Regions from separate parts of the Homo sapiens genome. Here regions 1 and 2 are each linked to region 3. The links are chromatin contacts, found by Hi-C or POLR2A ChIA-PET in ENCODE. All regions are on one chromosome and are shown on one strand. Each heading gives the region's core, a stretch centred on a gene start or an enhancer-like site at or near the end of the contact. The rest is flanking DNA. Distances are from core to core; before and after follow the strand shown.

The links. A loop is a pair of places that touch in the nucleus more often than their neighbours do. ChIA-PET counts read pairs that join two places held with the same protein, here RNA polymerase II (POLR2A). Pooled maps may share reads with other maps.
Region 1: a pooled map shows a loop between it and region 3 (4-fold over the local background). The contact joins the enhancer-like site here to the promoter of CAPZA2 in region 3. A Hi-C loop is called at or near these places in 3 of 168 maps with a recorded cell type or tissue (K562, ascending aorta and gastrocnemius medialis), 6 of 37 single-sample maps with no recorded cell type and 19 of 50 pooled maps. POLR2A ChIA-PET finds 5 or more read pairs at or near these places in 5 of 52 experiments (GM12878, PC-9, WTC11 and 2 more).
Region 2: a map of gastrocnemius medialis shows a loop between it and region 3 (6-fold over the local background). The contact joins the enhancer-like site here to the promoter of CAPZA2 in region 3. A Hi-C loop is called at or near these places in 1 of 168 maps with a recorded cell type or tissue (gastrocnemius medialis) and 5 of 50 pooled maps. POLR2A ChIA-PET finds 5 or more read pairs at or near these places in 1 of 52 experiments (Panc1).

Annotation. Positions count from the first base shown.
Region 1 is chr7:117,109,394-117,112,453 of GRCh38, reverse strand. The region is part of intron 2 of ST7 (suppression of tumorigenicity 7); the gene reads right to left. It overlaps ST7-AS2 (ST7 antisense RNA 2), which reads left to right. Exons shown (of 5, transcript NR_109981.1): 5 at 1-162. Among named protein-coding and RNA genes, the nearest start is that of ST7-AS2, 35 kb to the left of the region's middle. RefSeq lists enhancers at 1,607-1,826, 1,867-1,946. Within about 2 kb of position 1,678, at least 4 of the 41 ENCODE cell types and tissues checked have a DNase peak (open chromatin) inside an H3K27ac peak, as active enhancers do; they include GM12878, where a contact is called at or near this core.
Region 2 is chr7:116,627,459-116,630,588 of GRCh38, reverse strand. The region is part of intron 2 of COMETT (cytosolic oncogenic antisense to MET transcript); the gene reads left to right. Among named protein-coding and RNA genes, the nearest start is that of MET, 43 kb to the left of the region's middle. RefSeq lists an enhancer at 59-178. Within about 2 kb of position 1,453, at least 12 of the 41 ENCODE cell types and tissues checked have a DNase peak (open chromatin) inside an H3K27ac peak, as active enhancers do; they include Panc1 and gastrocnemius medialis, where a contact is called at or near this core.
Region 3 is chr7:116,861,318-116,864,297 of GRCh38, reverse strand. It overlaps CAPZA2 (capping actin protein of muscle Z-line subunit alpha 2), which reads right to left and starts at 1,711. Exons shown (of 10, transcript NM_006136.3): 1 at 1,648-1,711. The coding sequence starts at 1,686. RefSeq lists a silencer at 1,224-1,963 and enhancers at 1,330-2,092, 2,044-2,093.

The DNA of each region.
Region 1 (3,060 bases), core at 429-2,928, 250 kb before region 3:
TATTTAAACTTTGTGTCTGTTTTTACTTAGCAATATAAAGACACTGGTCATACCCACCACTCAGAATTTCAATCAGAACTAAATGAAATAATATATGCAAAGTGCTTAATATAGTACACCTGGCATGGAGTGGTAACTCAATAAATAGATCTTTTGTTATAACTCATTCCTATTCAATCGTCATCTGCTACCACTTTCCCAAAAACACACTTCTTTTACATTTAATCCATGAATTAATTATTTTATTTACCATTCTGATTTTCTCCATTTCCTGTTCTTGATTCTGACTTCTAAAAATTATGCTCTGGATGCCTCTTAAAAATACCTCTGTTATATATATATATACACACACACACACATGCATATATATGTACATATATGTATATCTATATACATATACACAAATATACATATCCTGTATCCTATTAAAATGTGTATTGATCCCTATATCCAATGAAATACATACACACACATTTTAATAGGGATATAGGAATCTATGTATAAATGTCAATGCAACATACAGAATTGTATGCATTCTATCAACATTTTGAGATAATTAAGGGGAGCATTTTCTGCACATATCCACCTTACCACTCTCAAAAGCGAAGCAAAATCCAGAGATTTTCTCCACTATAATAAACACTCCCTGCAGAGGCTGGGCATGTCTTTGCTAGCAGATAAGACTAACTTGGCAGGTCTGGACTGTGATGACAGGTGCAGTTCTTGTGGATGGAACTGGACTGGGATGGGAAGGCTTGTGCCAAGCAGGCAGAGGGGTATCTTGAAATTAAGCAAGGGAAAAAGCTGGATGGATGGGTATAGGCATAGGAACTAAAAGGGAAGAGTGAGCTAGATGGTATAACAAAGTCATTGCTAGCTTTCACCTTGTGAACTAAGAAGTATTAGGGATATCTAATAAAATATACACCTGTTTATTTTTAAGTACATTGTATATCTGTTCAGTTAATTGACTTTTTCTTTACAGAGGAAACATCAGGGTTTTTCTTTGTTTTTAGCTCTCTCTTCCAAAGAAATCAAATTTAATTTGATAATTTTAGTCTCCAGCATAGAAATCCTGAGGCCCCCAAATAATCAATTTCCCCAGGGTCAGCCGTGTACTTTAAATGTCCATGGCAGGCTCCTAGGACATTGCTTAGGTGAGAGCAGTTAGGTAATTATCTCCCTGGGGCCAGGAAGCAAACTGCTAAGCATTTCCATGCACACAACTATTTTGCAGAGCACCTGATCCTTTACCTCAATGCTGCCTCTCCCTGAAATGCACTCAGCAGAAAAGGATAGTGGCTGAATAGAAACCTTACCCTGGGTTCATTTCGAGGCCTGGCAAAGCTGAGTCCCTAAAGGCTAGGCATGTCAACAAGCTCTAAAGCAGGAGCCTAAAGCTGTACACACTGTAGTTATTTAGCTCTCACTACAGACCAGCATTTTGAGAGAGACCTTTCAAAATGTTCCTACAGGAGAGGTTTTCCTTTGCTCAAAGTTTCCTATCAGTCGGAAGCATCCTCTGCTTCCTGAGAATGCTGCAAGACAAATGTACCATAAGATAGCCCAGCAATGATCATCCGGTTCAGCAGGGGCACAGAAAACCTCACCAGCCCAGATCTGCAAAGGCAGCCAGGCTCTAGGGAAATCCCTTTATTGCTGTTGGGGCTTCCCCATCTTTGAGTTAAAAAGGAAAACAACCATTAGGCCTAGCTCACCAGAGTGAAAGGAAACAACCCACACGGAGGTAATTAATTTATAGCCTGTGAATCTACACCACGCTACTGCTAGAATAAAGTCCAGACCTACCATTTGTACAGCAGGCTAGAAAAACAGCTGACCACAGAGGCAGTGAAATGAGTGACAGAGTGCAGGCTGCCTGCACAAGATGGCCTGGGTTCCAACCCTGCTCCTCCATTGCTAGCTGTGTGACTGAAGGCAGGTTACTAACTGGCCTATTCTACCTATTGAGCCTACCTGTAAGTAAAAAGGAAACAACCATTAGCAATGACCCTGTTGTACGGTGGGGAAGAGTAAATGAGTTAGCATGCAAAGTGCTTTAGATCAGTGCCTGGCATCATCTAAGTAGGTAACAGTCTTCAGTGACCCTCCTCTGAGAGGAGGAATGTATAAACAAAAGACAAAAGCCTACCTTTCAGCATCAGAGTGAATTACTGGTTTCAGTATGAAATTGTATCCAGAAAAGTTCTTTTTTTCTATTTGCTTACTTAAAAATATTTCCAAGATGTTTTGAATGAAAATGTTAAAATACTATTGTAAATGTAAATGATAATCATCAGAGGGAGACTTGTAATGCCTTCCCTTCTCCCTCCCACAAAACATATATGCTAAAAGATTGCCATGTTTGGGGCATATATTTAGTAAGAATTTACCAAGCATTTTCCCAGTCTGAAGTTGCCTCTATTTAGGAATATTAAGGTAGGTTTTTAATCATAAAGGGGTGCTGGATTTTGTCAAATGTTTTTTCTGCATCTATTGAAATGATCATGTGATTTTCATTTTTAATTCTGTTTATATGGTGTATCACATTTATTTACTTGCATATGTTAAACCATCCCTGCATCCCTGGTATGAAACCCACTTGTTCATGGTGAATTATCTTTTTGGACATGCTGTTGGATTCAGTTAGCTAATATTTTACTGAGAATTTTTGTATCTACGTTCATCAGAGATATTGATCTGTAGTTTTATTTTTTTGTTATATTGTTTCCTGGTTTGGGCATTAGGGTGATACTGGCTTCACAGAATAATTTAGGGAGGATTCCTTCTTTATTTTTTGGAATAGGGTCAATAGGATTGGTACCAATTCTTCTTTGAATGTCTGATAGAATTCAGCTGTGAGTCTATCTGGTCCTGGACTTTTTTTTGTTGGTAACTTTTTAATTACCATTTCAATCTGTTCAGACTTTCAATTTCTTCCTAGTTTAATTTAGGATGGTTGTATATTTCCAGGAATTCATCCATCTCTTCTAGGTTTTCTAGTTTATGTGTGTAAAGGGGTTCAAAGTAGCCTTGAATTATCTTTTGTATTTCTGTGGT
Region 2 (3,130 bases), core at 204-2,703, 230 kb after region 3:
TAATGCCCAATGACACACAGTGTTTCTTCTCTCCTGTGGAGACAGTTTGAATTCACTTTGGCTAAGTGAAACTGAAGGTAGCAGTCAGTGAAACCTGTCTCTTCATATGAGTGAAACCGAAGGTAGCAGCCAGTCAAATCTGGCTCTTTAGATATAGAGAGAAATTTAAATAATTTTTTAAAAAGTTTAACTCTCTCAGCTATGCTTGACTTCAGTACTCTGGTCTTACTAGGAACTGAACATTTTTATTTTAGTAGTCAGTCACTAAACATTGATTGTTTCTCCCCCTTTTCATTTCTGCTTAAGAATTCTAATCTACTCCCAAGGCAAATGGATACCTTTGGCCAATCAAAGAGAAGGTCAAGTAAAATGAAGTGTGCAATAAAGAAGCACATAAATATATTTCAGAAAAAAATGTAAGTTACAGTTTCTACTGTTGCTGGTCTTTGCTTTCGTCTGCCTTTTAACCCTTTCATGGCACGGTTATGAAGTCTCTTAGTTATCAAACTATGATCTTCAGGTCAAATCTGGCCATCTTATTTTGTATGGCCCATGAGCTAAGAATAATTTTTACAAATAAATATTTGCAATTTATTTGATGATAGGGAACTCTAACTTTTTTTTTTTTTGAGACAGGGTTTCACTCTGTCACCCAGGCTGTTGCCATGGTGTGATCATGGCTCACTGTAGCCTTGACCTCTTGGTGCTCAGGTGATCCTCCCAACTCAGCCTCCAGAATAGCTGGGACTGTAGGTGTGTGCTCCCACACCCAGCTAATTTTTCTATTTTTTATAGAGATAAGGTTTTGTCATGTTTCTCAGGCTGGTCTCAAACTCCTGGGCTCAAGCCATCCACCCAGCTTGGCCCTGCAAAGTGCTGGGGCTACAGGCGTGAACCACTGGGCCCAGTTAGAACTGTAACTTTAAACTCCTGATTAAGTGAATTTCATTCTTTTCATTAGTAGACCTGTATTCCAAAAGAATTGTACCGAATTGTTATAATCACTATATTTTGAATTTTACCAATAAAAATGTTGTGAAAATATATTTTCTTTCTTTTTATGTAAGTGTCTATGTACTATCCTTGATTTTGCTTCTTGGTCCACAAAGTCTAAAATATTAACCATCTGGCCCTTTAAAGAAAAAGTCTGTTGACCTCTCTCCTAAGGCATGAGGCTACAGTAAGAGATTTCTCTGTGCAAAAACATGCCCTGAAGAGGCAAACTCGGTAAGGTGAACAGAGGATACTTCCCTTCTCTTCCAATAATTGGCAAGAAACAGCCTTTGTTCCCAGAGAAATTTTAGAGAAACATGAAAACAAAACAGGTTTCAAAAGTCTCTATGCTTTTTTACCTTTCTTTAAACAACTTTCTTCTAAAAAACCTAACCAGGATTGTACAGACAGACATTCACTGGGCCGGTGCTCACACTATGCTAAGGAAGTTAATGTGTGCCCAGGCTAAATCATAGTTAGAAACAAATGCAGCCAGCCAAGTCAGGCATGATTCACGTCACTTAAGTACAAATAGCTTAAAGGGCACCTGAACTAATTCACAACTAATTAAACTCTTACATTTATTATCATCTAAATCTAAAACTTAGGTGATCTCTTTGGTGGGCTGTGATTTTTTCCTAATCACTATTAATATTTTTGACTTCAGTTAGCAATCATAATACTAGATGTACTTACTTTGATTTTTTAGAAATAACTCATATTTCCTTTCATTACTCCAAATGGTGAAATGTGTTTTGTTTTCACTTTTCACATCATACATTGATCCATTTAATATATAGGTTAGTATTTAATTGTGATAATAATTGGTCTTTACTTGATGAAGTAAATTTTTTTGTTTATCCCTTTTAGGTATCATTATAATTGTTTCATGGTTAATATTGTATGGGTTGGTGGCACTGGTTTGGTGCATAAATAATAATGGAATTACTTCATCTTTAAGTTTTTGAGATTTTTACTTAGTAAATACTTGTAAAAGTTTGATTTTTTTTTCCTGCTGGGATACTTATAAACCGTTTGTGATTTATATTTCATTTTTGCTTTTTATCATTTTACTTTCTGAACATCTGTTTGATTATAACAATAATGCTATAATACCATGTCAGTCACTCCAGATTTGGCTAGTGCTCTAATGCAGGTTGGGGATGCTTCCAATACTGCAGAGAATCTCCGTTAGAGGCGTGTCAGTGGATAAAGTTGTTAAGCCTGCTCTGACATTTCCCAAGAGCTCCTCAAGGTTCTGTGCTCCCAACCTACAGAGACTACAGTTTTGATCCAAGGGGAAAAATTGACTTAACTGGTACATTTACATTTTTATGATTGTGTCTCTAAAGCTTATTACCTTAATAATTCCTCCCATATGCCCACTGCTTTTCAGAGTCAGTGCAATGCCTATATTTTGTAATCAAGTTTTCCCTTTTAGATGCCTGTCATTTTTCATGGAATTCTGAAGCCTTCTACATTAGAGGAAGATTATGCATGAAAGGAACTGAGCACAGAGCATGACACATAATAAATGCTCATTAAATGGTAGCTGTTATTGCTTGACTTTATTTTGATTAAAATCCCTAGGTAGTTTTATAGAAATTTGTGGTACTATTTTTACATTGAAATTCAAAAGCCTGGTTATAAGACTAAATGCCTATGGTTGAGAAAATGCTATATTTCTTAGAACACCTGACTAGAGAAGTCACTAATATCACCCTAAGCACAAAAGAGAGAATTGTACTGATCACTGTATTGTAAGTCCTTTGTGGAGATATTCTTGACTGGGTCTATTCTATAACAAAAATAGGTTATTTTCAAAAAGCTACTTGATTAGAATACCTATTTTTGGTCCCAAAGTTCAGCTGCTGTGATACTGTGCATTTACGCTGCATGGGTTACTGTGTATTTATGCAGTATTAATTTTAAGGCATCTCTGTGGTGTTCCTGAAAGCTGCACAGAAAGGCCCAGAAGGAGGGGCATGCTTATTCTACATGAGAGAAACTTTTCTTAAATATTGGCCAACTATTGTGAAGTCAGGACTGGAATCCCTAAAAGCCAGAATCTCAGTTAACTTCTGTAAACCATGAGTTCCCTTGCCCTTTCATCAACGTCTGGACTGTAGTTACAATG
Region 3 (2,980 bases), core at 462-2,961:
CATGGCAGGTCTATATTAACTCCCACACCGAGTAGTCTCTCTTCAGCTAGATTTCTAGCCACTTGAGCTACTAATCATCACTTAAGAATGGTAGAATAAAAACACGACAATCTCTTTTTAAGCTTTTTAGCACGCCTCAATTTTAAATATGTTTGTGCACTCCTGTACACTTTCAGTCACCTAAATAAAATAGGATTATTTATCAAGATTATACATTGAATACTGTACAGCAACTTTTGTGGATACGGGGATCTGCCTACTGGGTCTGTGGGCTATGGAGACGTTGCTCGCCCCCATTTTGTTGTTGTATTATCACTTTCACCGAAGAACACAAGAGAAAAAAAGATTTCCGAAAATAAAGATGAGGCTGACTTCTGACCATTCACATTGGGAATGGGACAGAACCTTCTATTTCGGTGCAAGAACACAGCATATAAAAACATCTAGAGCAGAGGGTCCTAAATGAAAATATCCTCAGACTTACATGAAGATTTCTTAAACACCACAACATACCTAAATGTACCTGTATTTTCCTGCACTGGCTTTGAAATTTAAAAATGAAGCACTCTTTAACGAAGAGTGGACATTTCCAACCCTGCAACTAACTCATTCCTATGTTCTGTCAGTTACTTCTAAGGGTCCTTTCCGAGAAACAGTCAAAATTAGCAGGGTTCTCCCCTACCCCACCACCCTCGGGAATGGGACGTTCCCAAAAGCCAAACGAAAGGGGCGAATTAAGAGAGCAGCAGTTCAATGAATTATTCCATTACTCGTTTTAAATATCTGAGAACTTAAGTCGTTCATCTGGTTCCATTGCTGTCACAGCATCTAATATACAGTAAAAGGAGTTGCACATTTTCCCCTCTTCGGAAGAAGTCCTAGCAGGAAAGTGAGGTGCCACCAAATCGACCCCCGGGGGGGGGCTGCTGCCAACGTGGGCAGAAAACAACTATGGGGAGGGGGTCGTCTTTTTGTGAGCAACTCCGCTGCCTCCTGGGGAACATGGGAGCTGCAAGCTTACTGCTAGAGCCACGAAAGGAAAGAGAGAAGGAGGGAGAGATGCCTCCATGGGGAAAGGGAAAAAAAAGGATAAACCGTAGAGGATCAGAAAAGGAAGCATTTTGCTTTGAGGAGGGGGAAGTAGAAGGGAGAAGTGAAGGTCTGCTTCCTAAGCGATTTTTCCCTTCCCCTCACCCGCCGCTACACTCACAGGCCAGGCCGCCGCGCTGGGCACTGCCCTTGGGCCGCTCCCACGCACGGACGCAAACCCCTTTGCGTCCCTGGTCCCCGGTCCCCGGCCCCGGCGGAGGCCCCGCGGCCCGACAGCAGGAGAGGGTCCTGGGCAGCCGCCGCCCTCCCCCGCGCCCGCGCCCCCGCCCGCCGTCGCCCGGCTCCCGCTTCCTATTTTCGGAGTACACACCCTACAAGGAGCGGAGCGAGCAGGCCTGGCAGAGACCTGCCCCCGCGCGGGGCCTCGGGTGACGGACAGGGGCAGGCACTGGGCGCAGTAAGGATGGGGGAGGAAGGGCAGCCGAGGGCAAGGCCAGCTGCGGGCCAATGCCCTTCCCCCGCGACCAGACTCCGGGCCCACCCGCCCGGGCTGAGCCGGCTCCTGACAGCCCGCGCCGTCGCCCCCGCGACTCTTACCTTCTCTTCATCAGACAACTGCTCCTCCAGATCCGCCATCTTCCTTCTGGCGACAAACCGCGGCGGCGGCGGCGGCAGCGGCCACCTGACTTCCCCGTTTCCGTGCGGTCCTCAGCGCCGCGCGCCCCCGCTAAGGGAGGGGCCCGCCGCTCAGGCCGCCGCGCACGCGCACCCCGGGAGCCCCGCCTCCCTCGACCCGGCCCTCGCGGACTGAGCGCGGCTGTGCGCGTGCGCGGGCGCCTGGTGGCCGGGCGGGGGACCGTGTCTCGCTGGGCCGCCTGCTGCAGGCTTGCTAGCATCTTGAGTGCAGCGTGCTCTCCCCACTGTGACCATATGGGCTCAGTCTGCGATGAGTACATTCTGAGCCCTTCGTTATGTTTCCATCAAGTCCTGAACTCTGCCAGCTAAAATGTGAAAAGGTGTACAAATAGAAGCCTTTTAAACATTGTTTTTTCAAATATTAGAGAAGATAGTTGGCTTTCATTAAAATACACATCACGACCCTCTCCATAATTGAAAGATTGCTCTTGATATACTCCTTTATTCATCCAACAAATATTTTTTGGTTCTTTAACGGGGTGCGGGGCACTGTGTTAGTCTCTGGGGATACAGTGTTGAGGGGGAAAAAAGCAAGCTAGACATACATGTTCATAGCAGCACAATTCGCAATTGCAAAGAGATGGAACCAACCTAAGTGTCCATCAACCAATGAGTGGATAGAGCAAATGTGGGTATATACACCATGGAATACTACTCAGCCATAAAAAGGAACGAAATAATGCCTTTTGCAGCAACTTGGAAGGAGCTGGAGGCCATTATTCTAAGTGAAGTAACTCAGGAATGGGAAACCAAATATTTTATGTTCTCACTTATAAGTGGGAGCTAAGCTATGTGGGTTCAAAGGCATAAGAATGATAAAATGGACTTTGGGGACTGGGGAGGGGATAAATTACTACGTATTGGGTACAGGGTACACTGCTCAGGTGATGGGTGCACTAAAATCTCAGAAGTTACCGCTAAAGGACTTATCCATGTTACCAAAAATCCACCTGTATTCCAAAACTGTTGAAATAAAAAGAGAAACTTCCATACTCAAGAAGCTCATTTTCTACTCATTAAACAAACATATATTGAACAGTTGGGGCCGGGCGCGGTAGCTCAGGCCTGTAATCCCAGCAATTTGGGAGGCCTCCGTGGGCAGATCATCTGAGGTCAGGAGTTCGTGACCAGATTGGCCAACATGAAGAAACCCCGTCTCTACTAAAAATACAAAAATTATCCGGGGCGTGGTGGCGCATACCTGTAATACCAGCTACTCGGGAGGCTGAGGCAG